2 separate regions of the Mus musculus genome follow, and region 1 is linked to region 2. Evidence: chromatin loops called from intact Hi-C (ENCODE). Cell type or tissue: left cerebral cortex. All regions are shown on one strand.

Region 1 (8,000 bases), 53 kb before region 2:
GAAGTGCCATCTGTTCCATCTCTTGGAGAGAGTCAGTTTCTAAGTGTGTACCATCCAATCTCATTCAGGAGGTAGCCCGGGGAGTCCATATGGCTTTTGGCAATTTCCCGACTACACCAGAACACAGGTTAAGGCCCAGAAGTGACCCAGGATAAGCATCAAGCCAAATGGACTGCAGTATAATTTGACTTTTCAGCCTGAGAAGGAATGACCAGGCATGGATGTTTTTGCAAAGTGCAAGTGATAAAATTCATTATATGGAAGTATTTTTTTTCCCAGTTCAACTATACAGGCAAGGCCAGTGGTATACCCTTAGGTTTTCTAAAAAGAAACATATCCATTATGTATGAATTACAGAGTATGCTTAAAATAAAATAGAATTCTTGAAAAATAAAGCCAGTATTAGTGAGAGTAGTATGAAGGGACTATAGAATAAAGAGTGTTGATGTCAAGCTCTGACTTTGTCTAGAATTAGGTATGAACTCTTAAGTCCAACATTTAATGATCTTTGCCTATTTCCTCATCTGTGACAGAATGAATATATCAGATACTACTGAAATTCTGCCCCATTTCACCATCTAAGACTTTTGTGCCTTCTCTACTCACATTACTAAAATAAAGAGGTAGAACCATCAATTCTAGATGCTATTCTACAATTATAATCTCTAACACGAGTACAATGGCATTGCCCTGTTAGCCATGCCTGCTCTGGGAAAAGAACTTAGGCACTATAAAATGGAAAGGAATGCAGTAAGACTTGGACCTTTAACTTCTGATATTTAAGTGCATACTTCACTTAAAATGTCCAAATATGAACTGGGGGTACGGGTTAGTGGTTAAGAGTGCTTCTGGGCAAGCATGAGGACCTGATTTTGAGTCCACAGGATTCTGATGCTGGCCATTGCCGCCCATGCCTAATACATCTTCAGTACTATGGGAGATAGAGACAGGAAAATCAATGGTTTACTGACCATGATTAACCAGAGTTTCGGGGATAGATTTTGTCTCAAGGGAATAACATGGGAATGATATGATTCACCTCTGGTCTCTGACAAGGTTACATGTAGAGCCACACGCCAGCACCAACACACACACACAACACACACACACACACACACACACACACACACACACACACACACACACACACACGATGGAGTAGGGGAGAGAGATTAGGAGGGAATCATCTCAAGAAAGAAAACAAACCAAGAGATTAAAACTGTCTGTCGTTAACCTTCCAGGACCACCAAATTAATAATCTTGGCTTCAGCGAAATTCTTTTAGTGGATCTTGACAGCTAATTTCCCCCAAGGAAGCCAGAGGGTTGATTAATGAGCATTCTTTACACATTGGCTTGCTTGTACTTTTACTTCTCTTTCTCTTATAAAACCTTCCCACCCCTGAACTGTTAGCACCAAAAGGAGAGACTATCTTAGTGGGATTTCAGTCCGTAGCTTTTTCTCTTGTTTTGTGACTTTCCTGGGAAAAAAATGAAAAACCATCTGCTCATCCCAGATAAATCATGGATGGCAAACTAAAGATACAATTCTACTAAAGTCTAACTTGACAAATCATTGGGTTTATCTGATTACTTACAGGAGTATGGATGATGGGTAACTTAGGGAAACATGGATGACTCAAAGGCAGCTGCATTATAGAAACCCGTACCTCAGTTTAGATGAGGAATTGTCACCTTGGAGCTCTTTGCATAACTTGCAGGTATCTCAACAAGTTGGAGAGTTCTCTCTTAAACATTTTATACTGCTTTAATAATCTTGGGGAAGAAAGGTCTTTGTGAATCTTGTAACTTTCACAGACTTCCTAAAACTTGTGAGTTGTATACTTGTATGTCTAAATGAGCCTTCCTCTAGGATGGAATGTTTCAAGTTGTAATTTTCTGAATCTTGTGGAACCTTCTGCCAGAATGGAAATGTTTACATTTCCAGGGTATTGTTTTACAACACATCTATGTATGTATTAGTTCACTGAATATGGACAGTGAATGGCATGTAAACAATACTTGGAAGGGGGACTTGTAAGAAATCATGAGTAGATATTCCCTTTCTTATAAAGTCCTTATAGACCCAAATAAACTATTCTCCAGGTTACCATGCTGTAATTTCCACCCACAGCGTAATGCTACTATCTTGTAATTCTGGTCAATAAGCTCTGTTGACCATCGGATCATGACAGGAACAACTAGTGGTCTATAAAGAGCTGTGTAGCTGAGCTAGGAATTTTGTAACTTTGACTTCCATTACCTTCTGCTACTGACGTTTTTATGAAGATCTAACCAATAATAAAAGTCAAGAACATTTGTAGCAGTAACTTAGTTACAATATGATGCCAACAAATCAATACGTAAGCAGAGTATTGAGACAGAAAGGAAGGCAGACAATCAGGATTAAACCATTTTGGGTCAATCATACTGAGAACCTCTAACAGTCCCAGTCAAAAACAACAACAAAAAACCCTTAAGCTTAGCCCTATCCCAAAAGAACAGAAACCTGAGCATTCATTTACCAACTCATTTCATTGGTTGAGAGTTGCCTCATACAGCTAGATAGCACCCAGCTTCTCTAGCCTTTCTGGAGTGAGACTTGGGATTCAGGTAGAATAGTACAGTGTTAAGTTCTAAAAGGACATAGGCATATATCTCATGCACTTGCTACAAACTGGCACAGAAAGAGGACCACATGCAACAGCTTCCTAAATGTCAATGAAAGAGAAACCCCAATTCAAACTTAAATGATAAATGAAGTATACTGATTCAAGACTTGTCCAAAGATTGACATGTATTCCTCCAACAGCCAGAGTAAGGCTTTGGCCAGACTTGTGTTTATTTTTCATATCCCTTCCCCTACTTACTGAGTTTTGAATCCATTCTTAGAATTTAGTTTTTAATTTTCATAGCTGAAAATAGCCCTAAATAATTGCTTTTAGGGCTGTATTTTCATGGCTTAATATTCAGTTACAAAGAAAAAGAATTGGTCACAAAGAAAAAAAATAATTGTTTTTTAAGTAGCTTAAAGAAGTATGGGAGTTAATTCTTTTGGGCCATAATTGGCTTATAGAGGGGTCATATTTCCACCTTTAACCCAAGTACAGTAGCTAGTTGACCTAAGCCTTTCAAAACTTACTTTTGGTTAGGAGGGTTGAGGTGGTGCTAATTCAAAGAACCTTGTCAAGAAATGTGAATGCTGACAGCATAGGCATAGGAAACGAGTGAGTGATCTGGAGCCCTTAAGTCCAGTATCGCTGATGTTACAGACCTTACGCACTATGCTATGACTTCAGCACGCTGATGCCAACTGAATGTTCAGGGGGCAGAGAAAGAAATTAGTTGTAGTGTGTTAAAAGGTGTGGCGTGGGGACAGGGAGGAAAACCGATAATGGAAAACTCAGTTATCCACACCCCCTCCAGGGAATGGAATTCAGACTGTTATCTTTGACAACACTAATGCTGGGTAATATTTATTTAGCTGAGCCCAATAAGCAGTGTAAAGAGTTTCATCTCTCAAACTGGCACAGCAGGGGGCCACAGCAGCCAGGCTGCTGATAATTAACAGCGAAATGCCTGGCGAGTTCTCTTCCTGAAATATCAGAAGGGATGGCTGGGACTGCTGGGTGAATTCATTTTCCTCTTGCTGGCTGGGGTAAAGAGAGAGCTGCAGCAGAAAATTACCAGGAGAGGCAGCCAGCCAAAGGAAGAGCAAATGGCTGTTCTGAGCAAGCAGCCTGAGGAGGGCAACCCGTCTCCTGCTCATGGAAGATCATATCCTCACACTTTGCACATTCAACATTCACAGTGAATTCTAATACAGGCAAAGGGGATTACGTCGTTTACAGCTCACAGGTGCCACATTTGAAACAGTAGGTGCAGAATGAGGGTATGATAAAATTCATAGGAACCACGGAGATTTTGTAATTCTTCCATCTTTACTGATGAAGAGAGAGGGACTAAGAAAAGGCATGTGATGAATACAGCTACACAATGAATTTATTATAGACTTGTCAGAAGAACCTCCTACTCCTACCTGCCAAGTCAGTGTCTACATCTTTTATCTAAAGTCTCAAAATCCCAGATGGACATAGACTTTGTCCCTCTTTTGCAGCTGAATCTTTAGATGGTATCTCTACAAGACTGTAAGAGAAAAGCCAATCCTAAACAACTCTGTCAACAAATAACTCTGCAATTCTTCTCAACTAAGAACATAGATGTTGGTAATACAAAAAGTATATAATAATTACTCAGCTTTCAAAATATACCAAAACCATGACTTCGAACATTTCTAAACATAATTATTTTTAAATTTCAGTCATCATAATAGCTTTCACATGAGTACAATTCCCAGTTAATATGACAGGAAGTTGATGTTTGCAGAGTATATGGACTTTCCCACAAATCACAAACTTAATAAATGATCGGAGGAGGATCAGATTTCACTGAACTTATCCAAAATCCCTGACTCACTTGGCCTTCCTTCTTGGCTCAGCCAGTGCTTCAGGGACTTCCTACTCGTTTTGATTTTTCCAATACAAAATTCTGAATCTTGAGAAATCAACCATAATTTTCTTTACCTCCAAAGAACATTATATGTCCCTTGTACTTTGTAGAATGAATATTAAAGACTTTAGAATTGTAAAGCATGAGGCATGTTTACATGCTAAAACACAGCTCTTCTAAATGTCATTTCAAAATCATAGCTTTACTAAGACTTGGAATTGGAATGACTTTCTCTCCCTTCCTGAAGTTCCTTGCTGTGAAGACTGCATGTTGTATGCTAGCATTAAAAGAGGGGATCTAACCCTACCCAAAGACTCCTTGCCAGATAGCCTCTCGCTTTTTCTCTCATTTCCCACCCCTGATCTGTATGACTTCCAATTCTCCTTTCTGCAATTTCTCCAGATGGTAGACATCTTTCTGCCTCCTGGCTCCCACAACTTCTTTCTGCTGAATGGAAGCCAATTCTTGCAACTCAACTTCCTCCTCAAATGGATGTGCATAGCTTCTAGAAGGACCAGGCCATCTGACACCATCGCCTGCTGTCTTCTCTCGCCAATGTCCTTGCTTGACCTAGGCTTCCCCCAATTGAGCTTGATGGAGGATGAACATGGTGGCCTTGCTTGCATCTGATTTTCTTGTTACTTAGTGTCTCATCTTAATTCTTCAGTTTCACAACTAAAATTTATTCTCCCTTAGTTTGGAGCTGTTTCTACCCTTACTATAATAGCATTACTATAACTTAAAGCAGATGGATTAGTTCTGATATTTTAAATTTCAAGCTGTTTTGGCAATTATATCATCAAGATATCAAAGATGACCAAAGAATTGCCTGTTTGTCCATAGGGATGTGGGAGGAACTGCTCAGCATAGAACATCTCACAGAAGGGCAGTTCCTGAAGCAGAGGCATGAAATATACAGACACATCTAAGGATGGAGAACCTTTTCCTAATTTTATTCCTCTTCCTTATGCTATCTCACAAGCACCTGTATTTTCTCCATAATATCTTTATTTTATATTAGTATTTTTATCTTTATCTTATTATTTAGTATTGTGTAGTCCAAACATTTCCTATATTATAAATAAAATATCGTACCTTTCCTGCCTCTAAAAAATTTTCCCTAAGGCAACTAATGATGAATTGTTAAGACATCACCTTCAGAAAACCAATATTTCTTTGGCTGGATTAAGCTTGCCACAAATTGCAGCAATTCTCCTGCATCTATCTCTCAAGTAGTTATTTATATTCAGTGTGGGTACTTCATCTGCTTTAATGTTTATATTTTAAATTTAAATTCCTTTATGTAGAGTTTTACTAAAAGATATGAATTCTCTCTTATCTCTACAGTACAATGACCAATTATTGAGCACATGATCTGCCACAATTTCCAACTGTTCATTGCCCCTCACCCACAAAGGTCCATATTTTTTACACTGTGATCAGACTGGCTGTTCTATAAAATGGCCTCAGCCATTTTATTTTCTAACCACTGCCTCCTCCAGGATAAGCTCTAGTCTCCTCACCCCTGCCCCAGTCACAGTATAGATTATTATTTTCCCATTAATCAACATTCTAGTAACTTTTTATGTACCTTATCTGTTTGCGCTTTTCCTCACGACAGTTTGGGAATGCCTTCTCTTCTTACCTACCTTGAAGAATCCTGTGCATCCTTCTCATTCTCACTAGTAACAATTTCTATGAATCCTCCTCTATTTAAGGGGCATAGAAGGCACATAAACAATCAGGACTCACGGATTCTTTCTTGATTTTCCAATTCACCCTGTATTTTATGACTTTGCTAATACTTGAGAGCATATAAACAAAACCTTAGTAATTATTTTGAAATATTTTTAGAATATGAGACATGTTATTCATTTATAAATAATAATACAATTTAAATGTACTGAGTAAACTGCTGTATGCCAGACACTGATTTGGGCACTGTATGTGAGTGCCTATAATTCACTAAAGACTCTCCTCTAATGGAACTTTCTTCATATTGGGGGAAGGAAGACTAAAGGCAAATAGAAGCTGAGAGATGCTTTCAAAATTACGGTATTGGAAAATTAGGAAATACTCTTGAAAAATGTGTTAGCTTTTGTCTAAAAGCTATAGAATTTTATTTTAAGAAAAGCAGTTTTAATGTTTGACTTCAGATCCAAGTCATATGAAAGAGATGGTCAGCTAAGTATGGAGATAGCAGATGGTTAGCAAATACAAAGGCCATGAGATGGGAGCTTTCTGAGCCTATTAGACGTTAGTGAGGATAGGGAATTCTTAAAGAAGTCAGAGGTTTCAGTAGAAGCAAGGACCTGGACTGAATCTAAATGACAGAGAGATATGTAAGTCCGCAAACTCCTTGAAAGCTGACATACCAAAGTCATCTTTCTATTCATGAGGGCTAAGGTAATGACTGGCAAAAGAAATACTGTAAAGAAAAGTTTATTTGGAGAATGTTAAGTTGCTCCACATTGTAAACCAAAAAAACCCATATACTTCCTATGTTACATAATACATGTCTGCAGACACATTTGGCTAAGGGGAAATTTAGCTATTAAATAACAACCCTTGGATTTCAATTTCCTCCAAGGACCATTGTGGGGATTTTTATAGGTTCTATAAGAGCCCTACTTACTCTCCAAGTTCCCATTCACTCTATAGTCTTCTATTCTAGCTTATCACTAAAATGGTTTATAGCTTTTGGAGTTTTACGAGCTTCAATCTGCTCTTGGCTTTTTGCCTCTGACATTCAATTTTCACACCCACTTTTATGAATTCAAGAATGGTACTAGACTGGCTTCCTTTGATAAGCTTTTTTCTTCCAATTTACTGTCAAGCCTTACATTTAAAAGGTTGTACAAAGCATCTATGTTCAACTTTCAAAGTAATTATAAAGAAAATACTTCAAATACATGCATGCATCACTACTACAGAAGTTAAGAAAACAGAAAGCTGCAGGTAAGAGGTGGCATTTTACAACTGAAATCATCCTTGGAAACAGAATAGCTATGTGTGGCCCCTTCATATGTAAAATCATCAACGCTCAGAATTAACAAATGGTATTATACAGGCCATGTGATGGTGACCAAGTGAGTTAGCATGGAGTTATTAACTCCAAACTAGGTGACCTTTCAGGGACCAGGGCCTTACTTTCTCAGTCCAGGTGGTCTGGGATCCAGGTGAATGTTTTCATGAGTTAAATTGTCCTGGGGTGGGGGCTGGGGGGTGGGGTATTGTTTGATTACCAGGCAACACTGGTAGTCTACTCTGAGGATGTGTGCTAGTCTCATATATTGCTGGCATTTTAACATACAGTACCTTTTATAAATTCACCAATTTGGCTCATATTTAGAGGTAATATTTTCTAAATATACTATTTGGGGGAGTAAATCTGTGATTAGTAGATTCAGAAATCTGTGAGTAGAAGAGGTCACCCCAATAGTTTCTAATTATTGGGGGATTGGAGCATTGTACAAACACTGGATCCTTTCCT
Region 2 (8,000 bases):
GGCTGATGCATTGTTTATAATATTCCATTATGGGGAGCACAGGCTGCCTGATGCCAGCTTTTCTGTAGGTGTGTCTGTCAACTTTTTATTCATTTATTCCTAAGGGACAGATAGCAGTAGAACAGATAGAACATAGTGCCAGTTCAAGCAAATATTAAGGTCCCGATGATCCCAGCCTTATCACAGTGAATAACACAAAACAACTCCCTTATAAGGTTTATCCACACAGGGCATGGGAAAATAATGAGTGCCAATGAATATGTTCTACAGTAGCAGAGTGATACACACTGAGATCAGAAAGAAAGCAGAGCAAGGTGGAGGTGAAAGAGGTACCTAGTATATTAGATAAAGCACTGGGATTTTGGAAGCACTGGGATTTAGGTCCTATCTACTGTGCCGGAATGAGCTACACAAAAATCTATAGGAACAATGTATAAGACACAGGAAGGAGCATGAGCATAGCCAGAGATCCATCAGGGCACACCAAATCACAGAGAGACAAAGGACAGAACGACCTGCAATAGCACACGCCCACTCCGTGTTGAGCCATCAATTGTGAGCTCTGACTAGAAGGAAATGACTCAGTTACTTAAACAGAATTACCTCAGAAATACCTCAGAGCAGGCACACTGATCAAACATTGAAAATATAGGTAAATACCCTTGACCTTAGTTAAAACTGAGCTGAGAAAGCCCTGTCAAGTTCTATGAAGAGACATGGAGGCCCAGAATTAGGAGTCTGCCATGTTTGAGCTGGGGAAGCATGTGTTTTTAGAGGCAAGGGTCAGGTTGTTATTTTCTATAAGATGAAGATGGAGAGGGACTGTTTCTTGACTTAGGTTGCTTTTGTGATAATATGCTGCAAGACTGGATTAATGTGCCATCAACAGAAGTACTGAGTACTTTAGATAAGCTACTTACAACAGTCTAATGTCGCCAGGACACTAATGTAAGGTTTAAAAACATAGTGTTTGCAGATAGAATTAAATGCACATGCACATGTATACACACACACACACACACACACACACACACACACACACACACACGGGGAGAGAGAAGGGGAAGGGGGAGGGTGAGGGTAGTGGGAGGGGGAGAGGGAAAGGGAGGCATAGGAGGTGGTTCAACACAGTCCACTCTGTTCTAGTTTGAAACGGACATGTGCAAATAACCAGTTCTCTAAGTATATCATGCTACCTTGGGTCCCTAATAAATGGATGCTTCAGCATTATTTATTTGAAATTCCTAACTCTAACGTGGTGTCAAGATCTTCTCTTTGACTGCTGTAATTGTTCCAGGGTTTGGTAACTCTATGAAGTAATTTTAACGAAGGTTTGTGCTCTCTATGATCTGCACAATGGTTGTTATGGTTAAAGATCAGATTGAACATTTGTTTTTGGTTTTGTTTTATTTTGTTTTGTTTGTGAGTTCTACTCATTTCTATGCAATATCCTGTCTACATTCACAATCCGACTCTCTGACTTTTCTTTGGGTGTACTGTCTCCTTCTTGGGTGAACATTTCTCTGTTCCTTTTATTTCTGTCTTAATTCTGTCTACACTGTCTCCTCCAGGGTATTCATCAGACAGGTGTACTTCTTGGACATATCAGAAATAGAACAGAGAGGTTTTCTACATATCACCAATCTTTGGAACCAGACCTGCTTTTTCTTGGTTTCTTCTACCCCTGTGGCTACTCTAAATCTCTTATGTTTTTCAGTCTGGAGACAATGCTCAGCCCATCTTGGGGCGCTGGTATTCTTCAACCTATCTGTTTGGCTCCTGGTCCACTTCTCCTTTTTTTTTTTTTTTTTTTTCTGGGCACACAACTAGACTACATTGTTTAGACTCTTCTCTACCTAGTTGTGGCTCTGTGACTATTCAGTAGAATATGCCACATACAACTTCTCATGAGCTTTCTTCTGTTTCTTTCTTTCACTACATATCTACCTAATGGATAGGATTTTAATGAACTATAATAGGATGTCAGAGACAAACAGACCTACATCTTTCCATCCAAAAGAATTTTCATTGGATGGAATGTGAATTAGAACTAATGTTTAATAATGCCACAATGCAGAGATTGCTTATTGTCAGTCTCACAGCAATTATGTATTAGGTACCATTCTTTGACAGGAGAAATTTGATGCAAGAGATCTTAAATCTCTTGCTTCTTTGGATCATTCAGCAATGAAGCAGTTTTCACAAATAGGACCCAAAACTGTCACCCTCATAGGATAGTTAACCTTTGTGCCATAAAATGTGGTTTGAAACACCATACCCTAAATGAGCAAGCAGGAGTGACAATGGGGAGCATATTTTTCTCAGGCCCTCTGCATGGCTTCCTTTGAATACTTTTTAGTTTATGATAAGATTGGTTAGAGAGTTTTATTGGGGTTGTTACAATAAGGGGTTTAACATCAGATGATATGAGCCTTGGAATAAGGAAACAACAGAAAGAGATGGTAGAGGTTTTGCCAAGAGATTGTTGGAGGTAGCAGCAAGTAGTTGGATCAAATGTCTGCCTTCCAGGCTGTCAAAGTTGGTAGAACAGGTTCATTGCTCACTTTTGCCGTAGCTCCCTAAGGCATAGTGGTACAAAGGAGCTGAAAGATGTGGAGAAGTGTTGTGTACACAGACAGGCTGGGAAAAGAGATTAAAATGGAAGCTTCATTGAGCCCTGGGGACTAGCAGTGCCCTGAGGTTTGTGGGCACATACCCAGATGCTACTCAAGCAGGGAGTTTTATCCCCATGGAATAAACCAGCTGCTGTTTTATTTCCTTGTTGACTTTTGTGCTGCACCTGGGGAGTCTTGGTAACTGTCAACAAAGATTTAGAAGACTAATAAAGGGCTAGGCGCCCATGTGGTTGATCCTGCCTGTATGTAAAGATAAAGTATCTGGGGTTGGATAGCTTGAGTGAGGGACTCCAGCAGAGTCCAGAATCAGGGGGTGGGATTAGCAAAAAAGGGAATTTGAATGCTGATTTTCTCCCCCACCTCATACTCTGTGTTTAGAACCCGGGGTTTTGATGGTAGTAGATATTTGAGTGAGTCTTCATTTCTGAAGGCTGATGGAGGACCTCAAAGGGACCTAAGTTGATGCCTAGATCACAATTCCTACATTTCCCCCATCCAAACCTATAGCAATGATTAACTGATAGAGTCAAAGTGACACCTCCTTTGCCTTGAGGTGTGCACCACAGGGGTGACATTGTGATTAATGATTTATACTGTCGTGTCTTTTCTGGATGAGACCAAGTTTAGATTTTCCCTGGGCACACATATTCACATGACTCTTGCCCTACACTTCCTATTTTTCCTCCCCTTCTCCCTCTATTAAATGTGCTTTAAGTTCCCTTTCTCAATAAATCATGTGTTTCAGATTTTCCCTGTCTTGGGCTCTAATTCTGGGAAATATGTTTCAGCTGACAGAGGGAAGGCATGATTTCGAAGCCTAAGAAATTTGAATTCAGGGAAGAATCCTCGTCTCTGTCTTTGGGGAAAATGGCAGGTTTGGGAGGCTGGGAATATGTTGAGTATCAGGTATTATCTGCAGGGGAAATAAGCAGGCTAAGGATAGGCATTAGTGCCTTAAGCTCTCATCTAATCAGGGCAGAGGTGGAGAAGAACAAGGTTCTCCAGCGCTAGAACCAGGGCCAGCAAATCTAGTTCAGAAAGGATTGTGATTTTTTTTTCTACCTAGGAGGTCTGAGCTCATGTCTGACTCACCTGATCTTTCATCTGTTTGTGGTAAGGCTTACGCAGTTATTAGTCATGAGAGTCTAAGGATGTTAATCTTCAGAGTAGAACTTTGATTTTTTTCTTTTTTTTTTCCTGCAAAATAGCATGCAGCATGCACTGAAGAAATTGCAAGTATTTTACTATATGATTATCCTTGTAAATCACAGTAGGCAATGGGATTTTTTTCCCTTATTTAGGTTGGCCTTCAATTTCTATATAAAACCCAACAAAGAAGGATACAAGCTAAAGGCTAAAAATTGGATAAATTATGGGAAAGAGGGGTGGATGGGTGATATTACACACACATATGCATATGATAAATCATTAGAGTGTGGTGGTGCAAGCCCATAAACTTGAAGTTAGCTCAACTATCTAATGTTTACAGAATAAAATCCCACTATAGAAAAACAAGCAAAAAGGTAATAAGAAAAATGCCCCAAACCAATTGGGAAATCTAAGCAGTTGCTTGCATGATGACCTATGGCCCAGAGAAAGTTTTCTTTGCATGTTAGGTGCCAAGATGGGATGGAAGACTGTCTTGATAGAGGGTGAAAAAGGATAAAAGTGGAGGAGGGGCAAGGAGGAGAAGGAGGAAAAGTAGAGGAGGAACAGGAAGAAAAGGAAGAGGAGGGGGAGAAAGAATGAAAGAGAAATAGCACCTTAAAGAACTGTAAACTAAGAATTTTCTGGAGTTGCCTAATGTTGATCTCAATAAGTTTCTGCTGAGGACAGAAAGCTGTGCTGTTCAGTTAAAATTTTACCCAAAGTCTACTTCTGTAGTAGGTTTATTTCTACCTTGCTTGCAGACATTCTATACATACAATTTCCAGTGCCCAGTAAAATTGGAAGTCTCCAAAGATAGAATAGAAAAAACATCTCAGCCACCAAACTATGTTTTCCCTAGCTCCATGTCCTACTTTCTTTGTTCTTTTAAATTCATGTTAGTGTGGTCCAGATGCTCCTGTGTGACAAAAGCTTTTCCTAGGGAGATGCTGCACGTCTACTCACTGCAGACTGAAGTATGGATGCCATCAAAGTTCATCTTGGTGAATGACAACTTTTATTTGGGTTATTTATAGGAGTATGGGTAAGAGGTTAATTACAGGATCAGAAGACTAAAAAACAGTTACACCACCAAAGCCCACCCTAGCACGGGTAACAGCAAATAAATGCTTGGAAACCCGGAACATATTGCTCCACCTGTAGGCAGCTCAATAGGTTGTAGAATGTCCTTTTCAAGTGACTCTGACCTAAAATTCTTCCAGGCAGGTCAGTTGATTTCTGCTTCTCTCGCTGGCAGCTGGTCTGGCCTGAGTCTTTTTTGTAACTCAGCCATGTTCTTTTGCGAAGAACTCTCTGCTTTTATAGCTTACTCTGGCAAAAAGGGGCAACCAATGAGTCTGGTCAGTTTCAGGAACTTCCTGAAGCCATTTTGAGCTGATGGAGGAAGGAGCTCCTTGTTGGAGGAGCATCCTGAAGGATGGAATGTTTCTGTCTCAGAGGAAACTTACATAACAGATACAAATCTCTCAAGTTAAGAGCTCAGGTATAGCTGGAGCTATTGAGAATATATTCTTGGGAGAAATTAGGCATAGAGCACAGAAAAATAAATCCCCAGCAGAATTTCAACCTCAGCCAGGTGTCCAGGCAAACTTGGAAGTGAAGATTACAGGTAAAGAATCTGACATTTCATTTTTCCCACACCGCCCAGTCCACAAACAAAGACCACTTGAGCACTCTTCCAGACTGTGTGGATTTCTGAAACTGATTTTAATATATATCTAGTTTGTCCTGTTGCTTGTGGCAAGACTGACCATCATTTCCAAGCTCCTTTGACTAACCCCATGTAAAAGAATGTAGTAGAATGATTCCCTAAGTAAGGGTGAGAGAGATGAAAGGAGGACAGGGTTCTTGTTTCTTTAAGCCATACCCGTGCCACCTCACTTCCTACTATAGGCACTATCTACTAAAAGTTTAACATCATCTCTCAGTAGTGTCATAGACTCATGACCACACCCTTAGGATATGGAGTTTGAAGAACAGTTCAGTTCCAAATCACAATAAAGATATAAAGGGTAAGAACTTTGAACACCCCAGGGGATCAAGAGTGCTTCTTCAAATAGAATCAAAGATGGATAATTAGCAGCAAGATACACAAAGACATGGAAAAGCTTATTGAAAAGGCAACTGGGACCCACAAAATGTGAACATGATGATAATATAGACATGTCTCATTAGCACTACCCCATGGGCCTAAAAATGCCTGGCCATGTCTACAAATGCAAAACCTCTCCTTTCTAGCTTATTGTAAGATGGTATAGGCATGGGGGTTAGTCATAGGAGCTGGAAATTTTCATCCTGTATCTGACTCAGACAAACTTTGTGACCCTGGGTAAAATCAGTGTACATCTTTGCAACCTGTTTTTAGCTATAAATAGCTTTAATGTTTGTGTGCTTTTAGACTAGAAATGGATGTTTTCTTCTGACTACATTGGCTTTTCATGTAGATATTTTCAAACCTTGAATGGGATGGTAGACTTTTCAATTTTATCTCATAATTTTGTAAGGTTTTCTTTATATTTCAAGTCAGAGTGTTAGCCATTCAAATAAAGGACTGTTCTTTTCATTACTACATAAAGTTTCTTTTTATGTTGTTTGGCTTGAATTCAATGTCATTGAATATTTAAATTATCATGTTAATATAGGGGATTTTTGGAAGGGAAACTAGGAAAGGGGATAACATTTGAAATGTAAATAAAGAAAATATCTTAAAAAAAGACTAACTTTCATTTTCCATTTCCTTAGTTTCAACCTTTTTGAGTCATATTTTAGGTACAGCCATTGGAAAACGTATTAGTATGTTGAAAAATCTAGGCTGGTAATCTTCCTAGAGGAATGGTCAAAACTTTTATATTTATTTTGATTATTCTTTTATTTGGGTTTATTTTATGTTACATGTTTTCATTTTCTTTATTTAGCTCCCTCCTCCTCCTCTTCCTCCTCCCTTTACTCTTCTTCCTCCTCTTCCTTTTGTCTTCCTGTCTGGAAGTTTCAAATTTTAATGTTTTCCTAAGCATACAAATTCTTAAAATTGATTTAATATATTTGGCTTCCTCCCAAGTAACTCAAAATCACACTACCCTATATAAGTCACAGGACACTTCCTTTATCTGTATACTTAAATTGATACCAATATATTTGAATTCTATTTTCTTATGGAAGAAGATAGAATAGCTAACAGTAAATCAAATTTATCAATAGTCAGCAGTAAATAAATAGCCAGCAATAAATCAAGCTCATTTGTCCATTATCTCAATTCTGGATGAATGATTTTAATTTCTTCTTGCTATTTAACTATTGCTCTTAGGATATTTTTTTTCTGTCAGACTCTTTTCATTTAATGAAGTTCTGTCCGAATTACTATTGTGTTGCTTCCTTTAATTCATTTCAGTGTATTCATTCTGTCACTATGCCCAACCTCCTTTCTCGATCTGTTTTAGTATTTTTTACTGAATAGTGTCTCTGGCTAGCTGTGTGTCAATGATTCTTATTATCTACCTTTATGTCTACCAATATTTAATTTATTCTTCCACTCCTTTGGAAGAACATTAGTACAAAAACAGGTTTTATATGGGTATCTTAGCTTTCCCAATCTGAATTTATACTGGAGTTTCCCAGGTTAATCTACTAGCAGCTAAGACTCAGTCCAGGGTGAGAGATTTCTTTCTTTCTTTAGATTCCATGCTCTCTGATCTGGTTTTAAGTAAATAACTGTTAAGTCTTCAGCCAGGGTATATGAGTACCCTGTAATGGCTAAGAGAACTTCAGTTGTGCTTTGGTGTCAACAATGAGTGAGTCTCTTCCTTCTCCTGCATACATGAAGTTTTCTTACCCTAGAAGAACCTGACAATTTGCATTTGCTTCGGTTTCTGGAACTGACTCCACCAACTAGTCTTGCGCGCGCTCGACTGGCCAGGAAGAACGACGCTGCAACAGGATCCTTCTGCACACGTTTATTGGGAGAGCTTGATTGTAGAGGCGAAAAGACCCCGAGCCCAGAACTGGTGCTGCTTTTATAGGCCTAGGAGAGGCGTGTCTCACACCCGGATTGGTTATGCACTAAGCCTCATTTGCATGTTCCTCATCTGATTGGCTACTCTCTCTCAGTACCTTACAGAACCTCATTATCATACCTCATTTGCATGTCTCACATCTGATTGGTTATACTCTCAGTACCTTACAGAACCTCATTATCATACC

Evidence for each region. Hi-C counts contacts between places; a loop is a spot of excess contacts. Peaks named below come from ENCODE experiments on the same cell type or tissue, not always from the same donor. Only the 100,000 strongest peaks of a DNase experiment are listed, where the experiment ranks them.
Region 1: a loop joins it to region 2, with 2.2 times the contacts of the local background. A loop is called at or near these places in 2 of 42 quality-filtered maps.

Annotation. Positions count from the first base shown.
Region 1 is chr2:136,666,320-136,674,319 of GRCm38, reverse strand. The region is part of intron 2 of Gm32659 (a long non-coding RNA gene); the gene reads left to right. Among named protein-coding and RNA genes, the nearest start is that of Snap25, 43 kb to the left of the region's middle. In left cerebral cortex, a CTCF peak has its summit at 3,565; DNase peaks (open chromatin) are centred at 34, 3,723, 4,970 and 7,248; H3K27ac peaks cover 4,044 bases.
Region 2 is chr2:136,613,062-136,621,061 of GRCm38, reverse strand. All of the region lies in intron 2 of Gm32659 (a long non-coding RNA gene), which reads left to right. Among named protein-coding and RNA genes, the nearest start is that of Ankef1, 85 kb to the right of the region's middle. In left cerebral cortex, no CTCF peak of the experiment used is centred here; DNase peaks (open chromatin) are centred at 3,668 and 4,638.